2 separate regions of the Homo sapiens genome follow, and region 1 is linked to region 2. Evidence: chromatin loops called from intact Hi-C (ENCODE). Cell type or tissue: B cell. All regions are shown on one strand. Links, peaks and the distances in the headings refer to the core of each region. The heading gives the core; the rest is flanking DNA.

Region 1 (5,480 bases), core at 227-5,226, 58 kb after region 2:
TTGGCTCACTGCAACCTCTGCCTCCTGGGTTCAAGAGATTCTCCTGCCTCAGTCTCCTGAGTAGCTGGGATTACAGGTGCGCACCACCAGGCCTGGGTAATTTTTGTATTTTTAATAGAGACAGAGTTTCACCATGTTGGCCAGGCTGGTCTGGAACTCCTGGCCTCAGGTGATCCACATGCCCCGGTTTCCCAAAGTGCTGGGATTACAGGTGTGAGCCACCGCGCCTGGCCAATATGAAGAGCTAAATATTTTTTTAAAAATTCTTTAAAATCATGAATTTCTCCTACTGTGACAGCATATAAAATACTCTCAGCAGCTACAGCAACAATTGCCTTGGCAGAAGGAGCCTTCTCAAAATAAAAAGTATAAGAAATTATTTGTAATCTTGCCTTTGCCAAAAGTGGCTGTTGTAGCTTTCAATGGAAAATGAAGTTGTCATAAGTATAAATTTCAATAACATAATAAATGAACTTGCAAAAAGAATGAGCCAAAAAATCATATGACCAATCAAGAAATCATATTAGTAAGGCATTATTTTTGTATTATATAAAATGACACCAAAATATTATTATTACTATTTTATTTTTTATTTTTTGAGAGGGAGTCTCATCCTGTCACCCAGGCTGGAGTGCAGTGGCGCGATCTCGGCTCACTGCAACCCCCACCTCCCTGGTTCAAGCAGTTCCCCTGCCTCAGCCTCCCGAGTAGCTGGGATTACAGGCACACACCACCAAGCTCAGTTAATTTTTTTTTTTTTTTGTATTTTTAGTAGAGAGGAGGTTTCACCACGTTGGTCAGGCTGGTCTCGAACTCCTGACCTCAGGCAATCCGCCCACCTTGGCCTCCCAAAGTGCTGAGATTACAGGCGTGAGCCACCACGCCTGGCCTATTATTATTATTATTATTATTATTATTATTATTATTTGAGTGGGAATCTCGCTTTTGTCGCCCAAGCTGGAGTGCAACGGCATGATCTCGGTTCACTGCGACCTCTGCCTCCCAGGTTCAAGCGATTCTCCTGCCTCACCCTCTCCAGTAGCTGGGATTACAGGTGCCCGCCACCACCCAGCTAATTTTTGTATTTTTAGTAGAGATGGGGTTTCACCATGTTGGCCAGGCTTGTCTTGAACTCCATACCTCAGGTGATCCACCCATCTCAGCCTCTCAAAATGCTGGGATTACAGGCGTGAACCACCTCGCCCAACCCCAAAATATTATTTTTTATAATCTTAAATTTATGCTGTTACTCATGTGTTACTCTTACTCCTATTATATTTTATATGTAATATTTTGTAAGTAAAGTGCTTTATATTTTAGTATTTTTATTTCTATTTCTATTTATTATTATTATTTTTTTGAGACGGAGTCTCTCTCTGTCACCCAGGCTGGAGTGTAGTGGCGTGATCTCGGCTCACTGAAACCTCCACCTCCCGGGTCCAGGCGATTCTCCTGCCTCAGCCTCCCAAGTAGCTGGAATTACAGGCACATGCCACCATGCTGGGCTAATTTTTTTTTTTTGGTATTTTTTGTAGAGATGGGGTTTTGTCATGTTGGCCAGGCTCGTCTCGAACTCTGGGTCTCAAGTGATCTGCCCGCCACAGTCTCCCAGAGTGCTGGGATTACAGGCGAGAGCCACTGCACCCGGTCAAAAATTACACTATTTTTTAATATTGCTTTTTGAACAAGAGGCCCTGCACTTTCATTTTGTACTGGGCCCTACAAATCATGCAGCAGCCCTGATTCTGAAACCTAGCATTTCTTTGAAATAGTTTTCATATTTCTCCAAATTGTCCTGAGTCAGTTAAAACCCTTGCAGGGTTTAATGATTTCCCTTAAGTCCAATGAAGGCCAATCCATTACATTATAACTTTTTTTTTTTTTTGAGAAAGGGTCTCACTCTGTCACCCAGGCTGGATTGCAGTGGTGGTGATCATGGCTCACTGCACCCTCAACTTCTTGGGCTCAAGAGATCCTCTCCACTCAGCCTCCCAAGTAGCTGGGACCACAGGTTCAGGCCACCATGCCTGGTTAATTTTTGTATTTTTTGTAGAGACGTTGTCCTCAAACTTCTGGCCTCATTGATCCACCCACTTCAGTCTCCCAAAGTGCTGGGATTATAGGTGTGAGCTACCTCACCCAGCCCTAACTTATCTATTAATTTATTTTTAGATGGAGTCTCGCTCCAGGCTGAGTGAGTGCTCAGCCTGTCACCCAGGCTGGAGTGCAGTGGAATGCTCTCTGCTCACTGCAACCTACCCCTCCTGGGTTCACGGGCGATTCTCCTGCCTCAGACTCCCGAGTAGCTGAGATTACAGGCACCCACCACCACGCCCGAATAATTTTTGTATTTTTAGTAGAGATGCTGTTCTGGAGCTTTGGCCTCGCTTACAGGCGTGAGCCACCACGACCGGCCCTAACTTTTTTTTTTTTTTTGAGACGGAGTCGTTCTCTGTCACCCAGGCTGGAGTGCAGGGGTGTTCCATCTCCGCTCACTGCAACCTCCGCCTCCCGGGTTCAAGCAATTCTCCTGCCTCAGACTCCCGACTAGCTGGGATTACAGGCGCCTGCCACCACACCCAGCTAATTTTTGTATTTCTAGTAGAGTTGGGGTTTTACCATGTTGGCCAGGTTGGTCTCGAACTCCTGACCTCAGATGATCCGCCCACCTTGGCTCCCAAAGTGCTGGGATTACAGCGTGAGGCGCCGTGCCCGGCCCTAACTTCTTAAGGACCACATCGCAGCGTGGAGCGGGTCGCTCTGAAAGGCTGACATACTCCACGGGGCTCAGACGCCCCAATCCATCCCCCATCCCTTTTGGGGTGCTGTCCTCTCCACCTGGGATTCGTTCTTCAGCATCCGACAGGCGGCAGGTGCGGGGCCTTCGGATGACAGTTTCGGTGTTTGGGGTGTCTGGGCAGGGGAAGCACGTGACGGGCCTTTGGTGCCGCAGAGTGGAGCGAACACCTGAACCGCAACGACGAAGACGGGAAGTGGACAGGGAGGCGGGCGTGGCCACTAAGGGATGACAGCGACTCCGCACACGCGGCCTGCCCTCTGCGGACCACAGTGACGTTTCACCTTCTTGAAGATTGGAGAAGGGAGCCATCAGGTGAGAGGGGTCAAGCAGGGCGGGCGGCCTGACCAGCCCCAGCAGCCCCGGCTTGGAACCCGACCCCGCTGTCCCCCAAGGGTCGGCTCCTCTCGCTGAGCAGCGGCCTCAGGGTCGGCCTTCAGGGTAGCTCGGGCTCCTTGGGTTGCAGGCAGCCCCTGCCCTCCGCACTCCTAAACGGGGTCAGAACCTGGGTGTCCTGGAACGGAGCCCCGGGATCCCTCACCCGCCCCGCCGCGCTCCTTCCCTCGGCACCCGCTACTCCTCGGACCTCTTGCAGACTCCGCTCGCCCCCGATGACCGCAATCCGATTGGCTTAGCATCTCTCTCGCCCGCCCCTCTCCCGGGCGTGGGCAGGGCCAGTACCTTGACCGACGGGCCATGCCCAGGCCACGCCCACTTGCTCCTCCCACCCGGCCTGGGCTCCAGAGCCTTTTCTGGTGGGATTTTTTTTTTTTTTTTTTTTTTTTTGAGACAGAGTCTCTCTCTGTCGCAGGCTGGAGTGTAGTTGTGCGATCTCAGCTCACTGCAACCTCTTCCTCCTGGGTTCAAGCGATTCTTCTGCCTCGGCCTCCCAAGTAGCTGGGACTACAGGCGCCCACCACCACACCCGGCTAATTTTTGCTTTTTTTTTTTTTTTTTTTTGGAAACAGAGTTTCGCTCTTGTTGCCCAGTCTGGAGTGCAATGGCGCCATCTTGGCTCACCACAACCTCCACCTCCCTGGTTCAAGCTATTCTCCTGCCTCAGCCTCCTGAGTAGCTGGGATTACAGGCATGCACCACCACGCCCGGCTAATTTTTGTATTTTTAGTAGAGACAGGGTTTCTCCATGTTGGTCAGGCTGGTCTCGAACTCCCGACCTCAGGTGATCCGCCTGCCTCGGCCTCCCAAAGTGCTGGGATTATAGACGTGAGCCACCACACCCGGCCTAATTTTTGTATTTTTTTAGTAGAGACGGGGTTTCACCATGTTGGCCAGGCTGGTCTCAAATTCCTGACCTCAAGTGATCCTCCTGCCTCGGCCTCCCAAAGTGTTAAGATTATAGGCGTGAGCCACCGTGCCCGGCCTCGGTTCATTTGCAGATCTGTGCCTTCTTCAAATACATCTGGACTTCTCCATTCTCTCACGGTCATGGTGACCTGTCTCTTGACTACCATCTAACCAGCAGAGTGGTCTTTTGAGAGCATGCACTGTTGTGGTCACCCACCCTTCATGGCTTTACAGAGGCCTCCAGGCCCTACACTGTGGGATCCATGAGCACCTTCTGGCCTGTCCTTCCTCATTCTCCTCTCTCTCCCTTCTGTGCGTCCACTGCACCTGCCTTCCACCACTTCCAAGCTCTTTCCCAGCCGGGGACCCCTGAGTCCTGGGTCCTCCCTGCAGAACTCACCAGCTTGGATAACTCACCAGCCCACCCGCTCACGTCCAAACCCTGCTCATGGAGAGCGCTTGAGTCGAGGGTCACCTGCTCGACCGGTGGTGGTTGATTTAGTCAGGGTGATCTAAATTGCATCGCATATTCTTTCCAACCCACTCCAGCACTTAGCACAGTTGATATTTTTGCTTGCATGTTTAGTTAACAGCATTTCCCCCACTGCGTGATCATCTCCAAGAGGGCACTGTCTACCTCCTTTGGTGTTGAACTCCTAGCGCCTAGCAAGTTTCTGGTACTTTACAGGCTCTGGGTAAATTTTTTGCCGGCTCGGGGCAACTATATTTAATTTTTTTTTTTTGAGACGGAGTCTCACTCCGTCGCCAGGCTGGAGTGCAGTGGCGTGATCTTGGCTCACTGCAACCTCTGCCTCTCGAGTTCAAGCGATTCTCCTGCCTCAGCCTCCAGAGTAGCTGGGACTAGAGGTGCTGGCCACCACACCCAGCTAATTTTTTTTTTTTTTTTTTTTTTTAGATGGAGTTTTGCTCTTGTTGCTCAGGCCTGGAGTGCAATGGCATGATCTTGGCTCACTATAACCTCCACCTCCTGGATTCAAGCAATTCTCCTGGCTCAGCCTCCCGAGTAGCTGGGATCACAGGCACGTGCCACCACGCCTGGCTAATTTTGTATTTTTAGTAGAGACGAGGTTTCTCCATTTTGGTCAGGCTGTTCTCAAACTCCCGACCTCAGGTGATCTGCCCACCTCAGCCTCCCAAAGTGCTGGGATTACAGGTGTGAGTCACCACGCCCAGCCACGCCCAGCTAATTTTGTCTTTTTAGTAGAGACGGAGTTTTACCATGTTGGCCAGGATGGTCTCAGTCTCTTGACCTCGTGATCCGCCCGCCTAGGCTGCCCAAAGTGCTAGGATTATAGGTGTGAGCCACTGTGCCCAGGTTTTTTGTTTTGTTTTGTTTAGACACGGGGTCTCACTATGT
Region 2 (5,235 bases), core at 1-5,000:
CCTTGAACAAGTCCCTTCCTCTCTACAAGCCTTACTTTCTACACTTGCCGAGTAGGAGCAATGGATTAGACAGGGATCCATCCATTACTTGGGGGAGTCGGGGGGTCCAAGAAAACTTGGGTAGCTGCTCTATCTCTAGCCTCCACTGTGACGGCAGGCCCCTCTGCCTTCCCCAGGCAGCCCCCAGGTGAAGAAACTGAGGCACAGCAAGAAGAAATGAATCCCACTCAATGGCTGAGTGCCAGAGTCAGGACTCAGATCCAGGTCTGGGACTCCAGAGCCAGTGCTCCAGCCACCAGGAGCCATGTCCCTCCCTGCTCCCTGCCCAGAGGGTCCTGTCTCCCACAGTGGCTAACCCCACAGAGAGAGAGGAACCCCGTCTCTACTAAAAGTACAAAAATTAGGTGGGCGTGGTGGCGGGCGCCTGTAGTCCCAGCTACTTGGGAGGCTGAGGCAGGCGAATCGCTTGAACCTGGGAGGCGGAGGTAGCAGTGAGCCCAGATCGCGCCATTACACTCCAGTCTGCTCAACAGAGTGAGACTTTGTCTCAAAAAAAAACCCAAAAAAGACGGAATGGCATCCAGACTGAGGTGGGGGAACACAGGGGCAGCGGGGATGGTGCAGAAAGGAGTGCCTGGTGCACTTAAGGGAGGGGCTAGGCATAGCCAGAAAGTGTTGGGGGTGGCTGTGAAGAAGGGGGTTCAAGCCAAGGATGGCTCTAAGCTGCAGGAATGCAACAGATGCTGAGAGTCAGACTGAGTGACCTGGTGAAGCTGAGCAGGTGAACCCACTGTAGCCTGTGGCCAGCCTAGGAGGGTGGCCTAGCAGAGTGAGGTTTGGAGGCTGGAGACCTCAGGGGAACACACTGAGCCACAACAGTGTCACCAGCTGGCATCTCCTTGTTCGGGGCCCTTGAGGGAAGCAGACATGTCCACACCTGTGTGCACAGGCCTGGCACATGGAGACCCAGGCCCTCCGTGCACACGGAGCAAGTCCCCATCAGCCTGCGTGTGCACCCACTGGAAGGCTCCCCACCCTAGTGCCACATACATGCATGCACTCTCACACAGACACGCCCCACATGCATACACAGGGTGCATCCCCGAACGCACAAGCCCTGCCAGGCACTCCCCACAAACTCACAGGACGACATTCCACAGGGTCACCGAAGGGAAGGCAGGGCTGGGAACCACGAGGCCCAGACAGGGGTGGTGTCAGGCCACGCAGAGCCCCTCTCCTGACTCCAGCACACCCTCCTCCTCTCCTCCACACCCAGCACCTGCCTTGGTGAAGGGGCCTTGAAACTCAGAGGTGGGGGCGTGGGCCCAGCCACACTGACTCTTGGCCTGTCCATCCTACAGCAACTTCAGGTCCCCAGGCCTGTCAGGGAGTTTCAGCCTCTGTCCTCACGGCCCCTGGGCCGAGTCATCACTCGGCAGCCACAAAGCCACAGGAAGGTGGGCAGGGGCTGGGCCTGGGAGGCGACCTTGGGAACATCCAGTCTATTTGTGATTGTCGGAACCCGAAAACCACAGACCCCAGGTGGCCAGCTAGGGGCCAGCGGTTACTCTGGTCCTTTTGATGGCCTGAAACTTAAATAAACCAGGGTGCTGCTGGAAGCCCTGTTCAGGGGTCCAGGCTGTCCAGCTGGACCTGGGCCAGCGAGTAGAACTGGAAGAAGAGAGAAATTCACTCAGGAAATCTGGGATCGGCCACAGGGTCTCCTGCTGGCGGTAGGAGGCTTAGCCACTGACCTTTAGCTCAAGCATGCTCTGAGGCTGGGGAACTGGCCAAATATGGTTCCACTGGGCCTCACACCTGTGACCTGGGTGAGGAGAGGGGCTTCAAGGTCATCTCCTGTGGCCCCAGTCTCATGCCACTGCTTACACACGTCCTGTGATGTGGCGCTCACTCTCTCACTCTATTATGTGACCACTTTGGCTGTTAGATACCCTAGAACCCGCTGCCTGGAACTGGGCAGAGCAAGCCAGCTTCTTCATTGGCACGGCGGTCCTCCAGACATTTGGCAAGGGTCCCTCCACCACTTCTCCTCCCAGGTTTTTTTTTTTTTTTTTTTTTTTTTGAGACGGAGTCTCACTCTGTCACCTAGGCCGGAGTGTGGTGGCTCGAACTTGGCTCACTGCAACCTCTGCCTCTCGGATTCAAGTGATTCTCCTTCCTCAGCCTCCCAAGTAGCTGGGACTACAGGCATGTGCCTCCACACCCAGCTAATTTTTTTTGTATTTTTAGTAGAGACAGGGTTTCACCATATTGGTCAGGCTGGTCTTGAACTCCTGACCTCGTTATCTGCCTGCCTTGGCCTCCCAAAGTGCTGGGATTACAGGTGTGAGCCACCGCGCCCGGCCTCCTCCCAGGTTCTTTAGCGCCTCCTCCTATGACATGGTTTCCAGACCTTTCCATCCCAGTTACTCTCCATTTGCCCTCCCCCGACATGTCCTGACTTGCATAGATGCACACAAAGGGTCTCTCACCTGCCTTGGCTGCCCTGCGCTCCGTTAACACGGCCTGCATCTGCGGCGAGAGCTCTGGCCACCACACACACTTCCTGCCAGTTGCTCTGCGAAGTGCAATGAACTGCAACTAGAAAGCTCAGGGGCTCAAACAAATTCAGGTTTAAAACAACCTCAGCCACACTATGGTATAGAAAAGGGAAGGAATAGGAGGCGGAGCACAGGCACTAGCGGAGCAGGTGCAGTTCGGGCTCCGGAAAGAGCACGGGGATGATAACCACAGAAGCAAACCCACATCACTGACCACGGGCTGGCATCATCCTGCATTGTCACGCCAGGCCGTGATGTTGGGCATGGCAGCTAACAAGACAGACCTGGGCTACCTGGGCCCAACTCCGAGATTCACTGACTCACTGTGTGACCTCAGGCAACTTGTTTGCCCTCTCTGTGCCTTCATTTCCTCATCTGTAAAGTGAGGAATGTCATAACAGACCCCGCCTGACAGGGCTGTTGGGAGGCTTGCATGAGTTGCTAGATGCAAAGTGCTTAGAACGGGGCCTGGCACAGAGCAATCGTGTCTGCCCTTCCTTTCTCCCCATTTTTCAGATAAGGAAACAGGCATGAAGCAGTGAAGTTAACTTTCCCAAGATCAGGCAGCTAATGAGTGGCAGCACCTGTGCTGGGAGGCCACTGAAAGGTTCACGAGGCCTCTAGGGGTTGGAGGAGAGGAAAGATCCACCCTGGTTTCCCCCCTGCTACCCTCAGTGAACATCACTGTCTGGGGACATTTGCTGCACTCCAGAGTCTGTGAGGCCGAGGCGGGGCCAGGGAGCGGCTGCTGTGTGGCGCCCTCCGCCTTTCGGAAACCCCAGGCAGGGCCAAGTGTTATCACCTGCAGGAGGAGCAGGCCCAGCTCATTCCCGGGAAAACACCCTCAGGGACGGGGACAGAGCCGGGGCCTCTGGAGGAAATGGCCTTTGGTTACGCTGGGGCCTGTCCAGAGCCCGCTTATCCTCCTCTACTCACCCCCAGCTGGGCCTCGAGCCTCCTGGGCCTCTTCTGCAAGCATGGGGATCACCATACACTCTGCTGCCCTGCCCCACTGGAGGCTGCCAGCAGTTAAGGACGGCTCTGAGGCTTGGGGTCCTTGGGTGGGAGATGTCTGCCAAGATGGCTGCAGGGTCCCCTCCCTCCCCGGCCCTGGCAGCATGTCCACCATTTTCCCCTCCCTGCAACCTGGGCAGGCCTGTGACTTGCTTTGCCCACTAGGATGAGGAAATGTCCAGGCTAGGCCTCAAGTGGCCTTGCAATGTCCTTTTCCTCCAGCTTGGAGGTCAGCAGCTATGGAGGGAAATCCAGGGGGAGAGCGGCCCTGGACCACACAGGGAAGAGAGGGGCCGCCTCCCCCAGCTGTTCCAGCCACCCCTGCCAGGCGTTGGGCCTGGGAGGGAGGCCAGGGGGCCGCCCCAGCCAACACCGCAGAGACAGTGACATGGCAGGCGGACCAGGCACAAGGCCTGCTCCCACCGGAGGTCTGGGTGAGTTACATCGCCTTTCCTAGATTTGGATCCCCCCAAAGAGGGACAGTAAAAGCACCAGCATGGTCTGGAGTGATGGTGCAGGATGAGCGAGCCTTGTGAGTGGTGCTTGTGACACTGGCCCAGGGGCTGTGTCGGAGAAACACCAGCCGTTTTCACTACTATTAGAGGCTTGGAGACGGCTGAATCCAGGCAGACCCTCCCCGGCTGGACAAAGTCTCCAGGGAACGGAGCAGCAGGATTCTAACAAGGGCTGCTGCTGTGGGGACACTTACTGTGGCCATGTCTCAGCATGAACCACATCACTTTTGAGCCTTCCACCGTCTCATGAGGGGTATGACGTAGCCCCCACTGACTGCAGCTGGCAGGAGAGAGACTGTTTCTAAATCAGGTCGGGATGAAAGTCACTCCTTCCTCACAGGGCCAACCCTCCAGCTCCTAGGAGGATTCAGGGCCCTGGTGATTCCTGCAGTGTTCTTGCCACCAAGCTCATCCTACAGGTGGACAAGCTGATGCTCAGAACTGGAAAGTGACTCGTCCAAGATCACACTGTGCTGCCATGCAATGTGATGGCCATGTGGAGCTGGTGGCCTGGTCCAGGCTGGCCAGGCTAGGACCAGACTCACAGCTCACAGCAGTCCTGACAAGGCTAGAGGGTCTGGAGCCATGGCCCTGAAGGCACAGAGAAGGCGCCCCGTGGATCCCTTCTCAGATTCCTCCTGTTATCCCCCTGGCGCGTGTTGCTGCTGGCTGTCAGAGGACGCGCTTAGGTTTCCTTGTTTGTTGTCTGTCTCTCCACTGGGCAGGGCCTTTCTTTGGTTCCCAATCAGAGCTGAGCGCACACTAAGTGCTCGATGCATATTCGCTGGAGGAATGATTGGATGTCGCTGGTCTGAGATGGATCAGATGGGGCCAGACTGGCAGTGGGGAGAGCTGGCAGAGGCGCTGGGAAACAGGGGAGGTAATGGTGGCTGGGGTGGAGATGGGAGGCTGGAAAGAGGAGATGAGACCTGCAGGACCAGGTGTTGTCTGGGATGTGGCATGGGGAGGGAGTTGTGGGGCTGACTCCCAGAGGTCTGATGGGGAAGGCTGCCCCTAGACTGCCCGCCCCGACAGCTGGGCTCAGAGGCTGGGTTCCAGGCGTGACATCACTAGGCAGAGGCCCTCAGCACCCTTCAGGCCCGGACTCGTGCCTCACCCTGAGATACGCCCATCCCCACCCCATC

The links. A loop is a pair of places that touch in the nucleus more often than their neighbours do. Peaks named below come from ENCODE experiments on the same cell type or tissue, not always from the same donor. Only the 100,000 strongest peaks of a DNase experiment are listed, where the experiment ranks them.
Region 1: it touches region 2 in a loop (2.5-fold over the local background); 11 of 110 quality-filtered maps call a loop at or near these places.

The regions. Positions count from the first base shown.
Region 1 is chr22:39,386,359-39,391,838 of GRCh38, reverse strand. No RefSeq gene overlaps it. Among named protein-coding and RNA genes, the nearest start is that of TAB1, 11 kb to the left of the region's middle. In B cell, for the core only: a CTCF peak has its summit at 2,856; a DNase peak (open chromatin) is centred at 2,978; H3K4me3 peaks cover 1,065 bases; H3K27ac peaks cover 1,834 bases.
Region 2 is chr22:39,444,555-39,449,789 of GRCh38, reverse strand. No RefSeq gene overlaps it. Among named protein-coding and RNA genes, the nearest start is that of MGAT3, 9.8 kb to the left of the region's middle. RefSeq lists enhancers at 1,046-1,095, 722-1,630, 2,356-2,545, 2,776-2,825 and a silencer at 1,940-2,131. In B cell, for the core only: no CTCF peak of the experiment used is centred there; DNase peaks (open chromatin) are centred at 1,083, 2,629 and 3,524; H3K4me3 peaks cover 3,301 bases; H3K27ac peaks cover 3,324 bases.